2 separate regions of the Homo sapiens genome follow, and region 2 is linked to region 1. A link is a contact called in ENCODE Hi-C or POLR2A ChIA-PET data. All regions are on one chromosome and are shown on one strand. The core of a region is the stretch at or near the end of the contact, and the rest is flanking DNA. Distances in the headings are between cores, read along the strand shown.

Region 1 (5,911 bases), core at 1,192-3,691:
CTTCCAGCTCCTTCCTCTCAGTGGATTTTCCATTTACTGTCTTCAACCACCTGGGCTTGTCTGTACCTCTTCCACAGCTCTACTGAGACCCTCCTGTTTGTCTGAACTATGTCCTCATGTTCCTTCTGCCACATGTGCTCAGGCCTCAGTTTTTCCATGAAACTTTCTCTAACTTAGCTGCCTCCTTTCCACTGTTCTCAAGCCCTTTCTGGAGTTACAAGGGCATTAGCAAGCACCAGCTTTTTCGCCGGTGTGTGTTTCTACTTTCTACCCATTGCGTAAACCCCTCAGGACCAGGAGCCATTCTTCTGCATCCTTTACACGGCAAGGGTAGCGCTTTATTTCTCAACAGCCCGCCCATAAAAGGAACGGAAGTAACAAAGGGAAATGTATTCCCCAAAGACAGTGAATTACACTTCAATCTACTATTTTAGAGACTTAAGAAATGGGCCGGGTGAGGTAGTTCACACCTGTAATCCCAGCATTTTGGGAGGCCAAGGCAGGTGGATCACTAGAGGTCAGAAGTTCGAAAACAGCCTGGCCAACATGGCAAAACTCTGTCTCTACTAAAAATGCAAAAATTACCTAAGCATGGTGGCACCCAACTGTAATCCCCGCTACTTGGGAGGTTGAGACACTAGAATTGCTTGAACTCAGGCAGGGGGTTGAGGTGGGGTGGGGAGGGTTAGAGGTTGCAGTGAGCCGAGATCGCACCACTGCACTCCAGCCTAGGCGACAGTGAGACTCTGTCTCAAAAAAAAAAAAAAAAAAGAAAGAAATTGATCCTACGTCTTAGATCAATCACCCAGTCACTTAATCTGTGAAAACATTACAAGATACTTTCTCAAATGTGAATAAATGCATCAATTATTCATGCCTTAAAGTAACAGGAAAGAGGGAGATGGGCCTCCCTCATGGTAGATTACAATTAAATGTTTCTTAGAGAGTTTGGTGCACATTTAGTTCCCAGAGCAAGGGCTGGTGGAGAAGAAAGCCAAGTGCAATATGGGTGTTACTCTATGCCAGGTAAAGCAAGTCACACGCCATCTAGATCCTGCTCCAACTGATAAAACCAAAACACTGGTGGAATTCCAGATACCAGCCTGCACTTCTCTCTGTAGGCATCTGGGTTAGTCCTAAATAGGAAGTCCTAAAAAGAGTCACTCTGAGAAGGCAGGGGGTGAGAGGGCAGATGAAGCAGCCAAGCACACATTAAGGCAAATCATGGCTTTCCTAAAGAGGACCCCAAGCTGGGCTTCAGACAGTCTTTGAACCAGCACCAGTGCACCAGGCCAAGGGGAGGGAGGCATCCTCTTTGGGAAGACTGGTAGGAGCTTGGAAGACCCCGTGGCTTCCACAAACTGTAGATTTCCCAGTGACCACTGCTCAGTCCAACAGCCAGTGACATCAGCTCCACTGTCGGGAAGTAGAAAACCAGTGAAGGTCCAACTAGCCTGGTCCCTGAAGCATGACTGGCCCTTCCAGAACATACACCTTTCCCCTATCACCTCCTCTCCCTGACCCCGAAGAGCTTCGGGCACACCACCAACTGACCACCTATCCACAGTGACCTGCAAACCAGAGCGGGGAGGGTATTTGCCTAGCTTGGCAGGGAGGGGCGAGATCCACTTCTGCCACCAGTCACCAGCTGGTCCCACCAGCACCTACCCAGCACCGGCGGTGGACGGTGAGCGGCGTCTGGGCCCAGAGCTGGGTGCCATCAGCAGTAAGAGGACCCCTGCGCTCGCGGGGTGCCCGCCTTACCCCGCGGGGAGGGGTCAGGCCTAGGGGCCACGGCCCGCTTCGCTCTCTGATTTTCACCTCCCCAGGGTCTCCCAGGGGCCTCGGGTGTCCTTCCCGGATCTTGCGCGAAGTCGCGGGGGCAGGGAGAGAAACGCGGGTACCCGCGCCCCTAGAAGTCAAATGTTTGGCAAATAGCATTTGGGAATTCGTTGGGGTTTTTTTGTTTGTTTTGGTTTTGTTTCTGAACCCCCGGGGGATATTTCTGGAAATCTCAACCTGAGTCACTAGAGAGAATCGCGCCTTTTTCTAAAAAGCCCAGGGGCCGTCCTCTCCGGGGAGGGGGACGCGGCGGGCCGCGAAGGGCGCTCGTTCGGGTGGGGGCCGGACGACCCCGCCACGCGCGATCGGGCCACTCTGGGACGCAGGAGCTGAACCCAACCGGAGACGCGGCCGGGACCAGCGCTGGGAGGCCGGACCCCGCCCCGGCCGGGCCCCCACGCCCTCCGCCGCGCCTCGATGCCCGCGACCCGACCCGCGCCCCCTGGCATCCCAGGAGGCCCCAGCCAAGGGCTCAGTGCCCGGGGCCCCCAGCAGGTGCTGGCGCCACCGGCCCCCCGCTGTCTCCCGCTGGTCCCCGCGCCCCGGCGTCCCCGCGCCGCACTCACCGCCGCCCGCGCCGCCTGTCGAGCCGGGAGGTCTGAGCTGGCCTCTCGGGCGCCCCGAGAAAAGGGCCGGGCGGCGGGGACGGGGGCGGGGGCTGGACCCGCCGGGGCGGAGCGCGGCCGGCTTGGGCTTCCGGCTTCTCCCGCCCCCGCGGCCCGCACCTGGGCCCCAGGCGAGACCACCGCCGGTTCCCCGCCTCACTCTGATCGCCCCCAGGCTCCATCCCACACCCGGCTCGCTCGCCACCCCAGAGCTTCCCAGGCTTACCCCCGAGACGCCTGGCGCGGACCTGGTGTCTCCCCCACTCTCCTATCCTGCCCCTGCCTCTCGGTGCCAGCCCCACCCGTCCGCCCCCGACAGCCTGGCCCTCCCTCCTGATTTGCCGCTCGCGGCTCTCCCCACTTTCCCCCCTCCCCGCGCCGCTCCACCACTTCCAGGCGGCGGGACCACCAACCTCGACCCCGGACCCGCGCTGGGGCGCTCCCGGCCCTCTGGAGGGCGGCCCTTCTCTTCCTGTAACTCTACAGACGCGTCCGGACAGACCAAGACACTCTCTGTGCCTTCGGGCATGTTACCCATCCTCTCTGAGCTCGGCTTCCTGTCTGCAAAATGGGCACAATAGCGGTCCTGTCTCCTAAGACCGACTGGGAGTGAACTGGGAAGATGGTAAAGTTTTTAGCACAGGATAGGTATTAGGTAAGGCTTATCAGCTGCCTGTCCGCTTTGTGCCCCCAGGGTGGTCCGTGCCGCCAGGTAGGCCTTTCTCAGCCATCACTGAAAGCAAGCTCTGGAAATCAGTAGCCCCATTTCACATCCGCCCCTAAATGGGTGCCATCTGCCCGTCTGCTTGGAGCCCCATCGGCCGGCTGCAGTGATAACAGCAGCAGCCTGGATCCAGCAGGCTCTCTGGGAAATCATTAGAGGGAATTAAGAAGCATGCCTGGCTTTCAGAGTACACAGAGTCAGGAGATGGGCAGAACCATGATGTGGCCATCCACAAACAAACGCCATTTGGACAGGGAGCTTCCGAGCCCCATGCTGGCAAAGACCTGGATCTTAGAACCCTCCGGTGCCCAAATCCCATGCCTTTACCCGAGGTCCTAAAGATAGTGAGGCCCAGATAGGGAGTGTGGCTTGTCCCGGGTCCCTCAGCAAAGTGTCCCCAGCCCCAAGTTCTTGCCACCTTGCGCCATGTCCACTGACGGGCCACCCTCAGCCGTGGACGAGTTACCAAGTTGGAAGGGATTTCAAAGTTCTCCCAAGCATAGGAGGTTCCCATGTAGATGTTATTAGTGTGGGCAACATTTTACTGCTTTTAAAATATGAAGGGGGCGGGTGCAGTGGCTCTTGCCTATAGTCTCAGGACTTTGGGAGGCCATGGCCAGAGGATCTCTTGAGCCCAGGAGTTCAAGGCCAGGCTGGACAACATAGTGAGACTCCATCTCTATAAAAATTTTTTTAATTAAAAGAATAATAATAAAGCGGTGGAGTGGTGGCATGTGCCAGCTACTCAGGAGGCTGAGGTGGGAGGATTCCTTGACCTCCGGAGGTTGAGGCTGTAGTGAGCTATAATCGAGCCACTGCACTGTAGCAAGCAAGCAACAAAGAAAGAAAGAGGGAAAGAGGGAAAAGAGAAAGAAAAAAAAAAGAAAGAAAAAGAAGAAAGAAAGAGAAAGAAAGAAAGGGAAAAGAAAGAGAAGGAAAGAAGGAAGGGAGGGAGGGAGGGAGAAGAGAAGAACAGGAAATTGGATTACACCCAACCTCTGCCATTCCTCCATTCTCAGGATGCAACCAAGGCTTGCAAAGGTACCAATTATTATACTGACATTAAGACAGAATATCACAGACCATTGCTAGGGAGACATAACACCTAGGGAAAATCTCTCAGAGATAACGTTCAAGAAACATCCCTGTATGAATGCTTTTCTTCCTTCCTTCCTTTCTGTCTCTCCCTCCCTCCCAACCTTTTCTCCTTCCTTCCTTCCTTCCTTCCTCCCTTCCTCCTTTCCTCCCTTCCTCGCTTCCTCCCTTCCTTCCTGTAAAAAGCAGTAGTAAGCCTGAATTTTCTTCTGTCCTTTACTGAATACTACCACATCTTCATTTGTTTTTCTTTCCCCAACTGCTGAGCAGCAACAGGAGCCAGCTTTGTGTTTTTATCCATCCTAAACACTTACCACGGCTGTGAGCTTGCAATTATTTATGGGGAGAGCTATAAGACTGTAACTCTTTTCTTTGATCCCCAAAAAACCACAGAGATTGAATTTCCAACCCAAGGCTTCCAACCAGGGGGTAAAAGTAAACTGGGCCACGTGATCATCTCAATAGACGGAAAAAGCATTTGAAGAAATCCAATAATGCTTTCATGATTAAAAAAATAATAATAAACTAGAAATAGAAGGGAACTTCCTCAACCTTAGGGCTTCTATGAAAATCCCAGAGCTAATGACACACTTAATGGTAAAAGACTGGAAGTTTTACCCCTAAGAACAGGAACAAGCCAAAGTGCCCACTCTGGCCACCTCTGTCCAACATTGTCCTGGAGGTTCTGGCCATTGCCATTAGGCAAGAAAAATAAAAGCATCCAGATTGAAAAGGATAAAGTGAAGCTATCTCTATTCACAGGTGATATGATCCTATATGTAAGAACCCTAAAGAATGTACTAAATACCTATTAGAGCTAATAAACCAGTTCAGCAAAGTTGTGGGATTTAAGATTAACATACAAAAATCAGTTGCTTTTTTTTTTTTTTTTTTTTCGAGACAGGGTCTCTGTCACCCAGGCTGCAGTACAGTGGCTCGATCACAGCTCACTGCAGCCTTGACCTCCTGAGCTCAGGCGATCCTCCCACCTCAGCCTCCTCAGTAGCTGGGACTACAGGCATGTACCACTGTGCCCAGCTAGTTTTTTTTTGTAATTTTTTGTAGAGATAGGGCTTTGCTATGTTGCCCAGACTGGTCTCAAACTCCTGGGCTCAAGCCATCCACCTGCCTGGGCCTCCCAAAGTGCTGGGATTACAGGTGTGAGGCACCACACCCAGCCAGTTGCATTTCTATATACTAGCAATGAGCAATCCAAAAATGAAATTAAGAAAATGGCTCCATTTACAATAGCCTCAAAAGGATAGAAGCTGGGTATGGTGGCACACACCTGTAGTCCCAGCTACTCAAGAGGCTGAGGCAGAAGGATCCCCTTGAGCATGAGAGTTTGAATCTAGCCTGGGCAACATAGCGAGACCCCATCTCTAAAAAAAAAAAAAAGAGAGAGAGAGAATGTAATACTTAGGAAAACGCTTAACTAAGGAAGTTCAAACAAGACCTATACACTGAAAACTACAAAACATTGCTGAAAGAAATTAAAGAAAACTAAATAAATGGAAAGACATTCATGGACCAGAAGATTTAATATAGTTAAAGTGGTATATCAGTCAGAAATCTTTCAAAGAAAGAGAGAGGAGATATATACATATATAGATGGTACCAGACTTAATGATGGTTCAATTATGAT
Region 2 (5,911 bases), core at 1,046-3,545, 220 kb after region 1:
TGGGCATGGTGGCTCATGCCTGTCATCCCAGCACTTTGGGAGGCTGAGGCGGGCAGATCACCTGAGGTCAGGAGTTAGATACCAGCCTGGCCAACATGGTGAAACCACTTCTCTACTAAAAATACAAAAACATTAGCTGGGTGTGGTGGTGGACGCCTGTAATACCAGCTACTTCGGAGGTTGAGGCAGGAGAATCACTTGAACCCGGGAGGCAAAGGTCACAGTGAGCTGAGATGGCGCCATTGCACTCGAGCCTGGGTGACAAGAGCGAGACTCTGTCTCAAAAACAAAAACGAAAGATATTTCTGTAAGCACTCACCACTATAAGTGTATACGTGCAGGCCAGGCGCAGTGGCTCACACCTGTAACCCCAGCACTTTGGGAGGCCGAGGCGTGCGGATCACGAGGTCAGGAGATCAAGACCATCCTGGCTAACACGGTGAAACCCCGTCTCTACTACAAATACAAAAAATTAGCCGGGCGTGGTGGCGGGCGCCTGTAGTCCCAGCTACTCGGGAGGCTGAGGCAGGAGAATGGCGTGAACCTGGGAGGTGGAGCTTGCAGTGAGCCGAGATCGTCCCACTATACTCCAGCCTGGACAACAGAGCAAGACTCCGTCTCAAAAAAAAAAAAAAGTGTATACGTGCAGAGAACTAAATATCTCAGCATGCATGTGTGTGTGTTTGTGCACGTGCATTCCCTTTTGGAAGAAAAAATACAAAATGTTCATATACATATTTCATATAAATTTATTATAGGATGCACTTAGATCTCCTTTTTTTTTTTTTCCCAAAAATATATCTAACTAGGTTTTCAGTACTTTTGGGTTCAGGGTGGCTTTCTTAGTGCTTCTCAGTTCAAATGTTAGTTTCTTCCACCTCTTCTGCAGTATCAGTGAAGTCTTTTTTCCCAGCTTGGATCAGCGAAAGGATTTAAAATCTGCTAATTTGGCCAGGTGTGGTGGTTCACGCCTGTAATCCTAACACTGGGAGGCCAAGGCGGGCAGATCACAAGGTCAGGAGTTCGAGACCAGCCTGACCAACGTGGTGAAACCCCGTCTCTACTAAAAATACAAAAATTAGTCAGGCGTGGTGGCGTGCGCCTGTAATCCCAGCTACTCAGGAGGCTGAGGCAGGAGAATCACTTGAACCCGGGAGGCAGAGGTTGCAGTGAGCTGAGATCGTGCCACTGCATCCCAGCTTGGGCAACAGAGCAAGACACTGTCTCAAAAAAAGATAATAATAAAATATGCAAATGTATCCACAAAACGTATGACAATGGTTTGGCACCTTTTTTGCTAGGATGTCAAAATCCAGCAATAAAGTTGTTCTAACCAGATTCGAACTAGTTTTGGTGTTTTTTTTGTTTTTTTGAGACGGAGTTTCGCTCTGTCACCCACGCTGGAATGCAGTGGCATGATCTCAGCTCACTGCAAGCTCCGCCTCCTGGGTTCACGCCATTCTCCTGCCTCAGCCTCCCGAGTAGCTGGGACTACAGGTACCCGCCACCACACCCGGATAATGTTTTGTATTTTTAGTAGAGATGGGGTTTCACTGTGTTAGCCAGGATGGTCTCGATCTGACCTCGTGATCCGCCTGTCTCGGCCTCCCAAAGTGCTGGGATTACAGGCGTGAGCCACTGCGCCCGGGCCTAGAACTAGAATATCATATATCAAATCTAAGCAGTCAAATCTTGCCCAAGTCTTAGTGATTCAAATACCCTTTGGGGACCAGTTCCCTTTCAAGCACTTCACTGGTATTTTCTTTCAAGGTGTTATGAGTGCATATGTCAAGAATTTTTTGGCTGGGTGCGGTGGCTCACGCCTGTAATCCCAGCACTTTGGGAGGCCAAGGCAGGTGGATCATCTGAGGTCAGGAGTTCAAGACCAGCCTAGCTGACATGGTGAAACACTGTCTCTACTAAAAATACAAAAAATTAGCCAGGCTTGGTGGTGGGCGCCTGTAATCCCAGCTACCAGGGAGGCTGAGGTAGGAGAATCAGTGGAACCCGGAAAGCAGAGGTTGGCGGTGAGCTGAGATTGTACCACTGTACTCCAGCCTGGGCAACAGAGCGAGACTCCATCTGAAAAAAAAAAAAAAAAAGAATTTTTTAGTTGTAAGAGACTGTTAAGTAGTGAACCCTAATTAAACAAGGCTAAGGGGAAGAAAGGAAATTTATGAGCTCATAGAACTTAATTGTCCAGGTAAGGTTCGTGTCAGTATCATCAGAAACTCAGGCACTCTCTCTCCTTCTGTCAGTTCTGCTTTCCATTCTCAGGCAGACTCACCCCTTGCGGCAACGTAACTGCCAGCAGTTCCAGGCTTAGGTGGTCTTTTCTCAGCAACTCCCACAAAGCCTTGCTCTTACAAATACTTCCGTAAAACCTGGACCTGACTCTGGCCAGAACTGTGTCACACTGTTACGGGTGGAGGGTGTCCAGGTTCTTGACGTTTTGAAAAAAGAATTGGACGAAACGCACAAAGCAATGAAAGAAAAGCACAGATTTATTGAAACGAAAGTACACTCCACAGAGTAGGGAGCAGGTTAGAGGAAGTGACTCAACAATGCTGGTTACAGAATTTTCTGGGGTTTAAATACCCTTCAGAGGTTTCCCATTGGTATGCCCTATGTAAATGAAGAGGGTAAGTGAAGTTACAAAGTTATTTACTTGGCATACACCCCATGGAAATGAAGAGGATGTTTCCTGCCATAGCTGAAGTGAAGTTACAAAGTTATTTAGTTGGGCATAGAAAGTTGGGGTTTTGGCCTGGAGGTGGGAGAGCGGGGAGGGCTCATGCCTGTAATCCAAACACTTTCGGAGGCGGAGGTGGGCGGACCTTTGGCCAACATAGTGAAACTCCGTCTCTACTAAAAATACAAAAATTAGCCTAGCATGGTGGGGGGTGCCTGTAATCCCAGCTACTTGGGAGGCTGAGGCAGGAGAATTGCTTGAACCCGGGAGGCGGAAGTTGCAGTGAGCCAAGATCAGGCCACTGAACTCCATCTAGAAAAAAAAAAAGACAGTTAATTGGGGTTTTTCCCTTTTATTGAGTTCTAGGAAGTATGTATGTTTGTTTGTTTATTTATTAAAACAGAGTCTCACTTTGTTGCCCAGGCTGTAGTGCAGTGGTAGGATCTTGGCTCACTGCAACCTCTGCCTCCCAGGTTCAAGCGATTTTCCTGCCTCAGCCTCCCAAGTAGCTGGGATTACAGGTGCTCACCACCACACCAAGCTAATTTTTCTATTTTTAATAGAGATAGAATTTCACCATGTTGGCCAGGGTGGCCTCGAACTCCTGATCTCAGGTGATCCACCGGCCCCGGCATCCCAACGTGCTGGGATTACAGGTGTGAGCCACTGCACTCGGCCTAGTTCTAGGAAGTTTTTAGGTTCCCTGCCTCCAGACCCCATTCTCCTGCATCAACATAAGCATCCTGAATCAATCATCCAGGCAGGACGGGCAGGTTATACAGTTTTGTTGTAAACAGTTATGTTAAGGCCAGGCACGGTGGCTCACACCTGTAATCCCAGCACTTTGGGAGGCCAGGGTGGGCAGATCACTTGAGGCCAGGAGTTCGAGACCAACCTGGCCAACACGGTGTAACCCCATCTCTACCAAAAATACAAAAATTACCCAGGTGTAGTGGCATGCACCTGTAACCTCAGCTACACGGGAGGCTGAGGGAGGAGAATCACTTGAACCCAGGAGGCAGAGGTTGCAGTGAGCTGAGATTGGCCACTGCACTCCAGCCTGGGCAACACAGCCAGACTCTGGATCAAAAAAAAAAAAAAAAAAAAAAAAAAAAAAGAACAATGCTCCTTGATAGCTGCTGTTCTACAACACAGAGACTAAGGGGTATTGAAAGATGATCCTCAAAGATGTCCATGTGGTGGCCAGGCGCAGTGGCTCACTCCTGTAATCCCAGCACTTTGGGAGGCCAAGGCGGGTGGATCACGAGGTCAGGAGATCAAGACCATCCTAGCTAACAGGGTGAAACCCCATCTCTACTAAAAAATACAAAAAATTAGCCGGGTGTGGTGGTGGGTGCCTGTTGTCCCAGCTAGTCGGGAGGCTGAGGCAGGAGAACAGCGTGAACCCGGGAGGCGGAGTTTGCAGTGAGCGGAGATCACGTCACTGCACTCCAGCCTGGGCAACAGAGTGAGACTCCGTCTCAAAAAAAAAAAAAGAAGAAGAATCAAATTCAGGGCTGGGTGCAGTGGCTCATGCCTGTAATCCCAGTACTTTGGGAGGCCGAGGCAGACAGATCACCTGACGTCAGGAGTTCGAGACCAGCCTGGCCAACATGGTGAAACCCCATCTCTACTAAAAATATAAAAATCAGCCGGGCGTGGTGGCTGGCGCCTGTAATCCCAGCTACTTGGGAGGCTGAGGCAGGAGAAGTGCTTGAACCTGGGAGGCAGAGGTTGTAGTGAGCCGAGATTGTGCCATTGTGCTCCAGCCTGGGCGACAAGAGCAAGACACCATCTCACACACACACATACACACACACACCAAAAAGGTGAAGAATCTGGCTGGTCATGGTGGCTCACACCTGTAATCCCTGCACTGGGATTACGCCAAGGCAGGTGGATCACCTGAGGTCAGGAGTTCGAGACCAGCCTGGCCATCATGATAAAACCCCGTATCTACTAAAAATACAGAAGTTAGCCGGGCGTGGTGGCCCACACCTGTAATCCCAGCTACTTGGGAGGCTGAGGCAGGAGAATCACTTGAACCTAGGAGGCAGAGGTTGCATTGAGCCAAAATCACCGCACTGCACTCTGGCCTGGGTAACAGAGTGCGACTCCACCTCAAAAATATAAAAGAAGAAGAATCTAATTTGGTAGGTTTAGGGTGAGGCCTGAGGTTTTGCACTTCTTACAAATTGTTAGGCCCTGCCAGTGCTGCTGCTCCAGGAGCCACACTTTGAGAAGTGACGTTCCTCTAGAGAATGTCTAATTTGCCACCTTTAAACCCTATTCCTGCGGCCAGGTGCAGTGGCTCACACCTGTAATCCCAGCAGTTTGGGAGGCTGAGACTGGTGGATCACGAGGTCAGGAGATTGAGACCATCCTGGCTAACACGGTGAAACCCCGCCTCTATTAAAAAAAATACAAAAAAATCAGCTGGGCGTGGTGGTGAGCACCTGTAGTCCCAGCTACTCGGGAGGCTGAGGCAGGAGAATGGCGTGTACCCGGGAGGCGGAGCTTGCAGTGAGCCGAGATCGCGCCACTGCACCGCAGCCTGGGCGATAGAGGGAGACTCTTGTCTCAAAAACGACAACAAAAAAACCCTATTCCCTTTCTTATGGTTTCTGTATTTTCACCTATAAAAGAATAAGATAAACAGGGCGCGGTGACTAATGCTTGTAATCTCAGCACTTTAGGAGGCCGAGGCAGGTAGATTGCTTGAGGACAGGAGTTCAAGACCAGCCTGACCAACATGGTGAAACTCCGTCCCTACTAAAACTACAAAAATTAGCCGGGTGTAGTGGCAGGCACCTGTAATCCCAGCTACTCGGGAGGCTGAGGCAGGAGAATCACTTGAACCTGGGTGGCAGAGGTTGCATCGCGCCACTGCACTCCAGCCTCGGTGACAGAGCAAGACTCCATCTCAAAAAAAAAAAAAAAAGAATACGATATTGGGATTTTACAGTGCTTCCAAACAGAAAAACAGCAATGGTTAAATATGGCAGTTTAAAAATAGCCACATCCAGCCAGGCGTGGTGCCTCATGCCTGTAATCCCAGCACTTTGGGAGGCCGAGATGGGTGGATCACCTGAGGTCAGGAGTTTGAGACCAGCCTGGCCAACATGGCGAAATCCCATCTCTACTGAAAATAAAAAAATCAGTCGGGCGTTGTGGCATGTACCAGTAATCCAGCTACTCGGGGGCTGAGGCTGGAGGATC

What was found. Hi-C counts contacts between places; a loop is a spot of excess contacts on that map. ChIA-PET counts read pairs that join two places held with the same protein, here RNA polymerase II (POLR2A). Pooled maps may share reads with other maps.
Region 2: a map with no recorded cell type shows a loop between it and region 1 (3-fold over the local background). The contact joins the enhancer-like site here to the promoter of LITAF in region 1. A Hi-C loop is called at or near these places in 5 of 37 single-sample maps with no recorded cell type and 4 of 50 pooled maps. POLR2A ChIA-PET finds 5 or more read pairs at or near these places in 6 of 52 experiments (AG04450, B cell, GM12878 and 2 more).

Annotation. Positions count from the first base shown.
Region 1 is chr16:11,584,478-11,590,388 of GRCh38, forward strand. It overlaps LITAF (lipopolysaccharide induced TNF factor), which reads right to left and starts at 2,442. Exons shown (of 4, transcript NM_001136472.2): 1 at 2,409-2,442. RefSeq lists an enhancer at 1,196-1,305 and silencers at 2,206-2,285, 2,316-2,795.
Region 2 is chr16:11,807,761-11,813,671 of GRCh38, forward strand. No RefSeq gene overlaps it. Among named protein-coding and RNA genes, the nearest start is that of ZC3H7A, 13 kb to the left of the region's middle. Within about 2 kb of position 2,296, at least 8 of the 41 ENCODE cell types and tissues checked have a DNase peak (open chromatin) inside an H3K27ac peak, as active enhancers do; they include B cell and GM12878, where a contact is called at or near this core.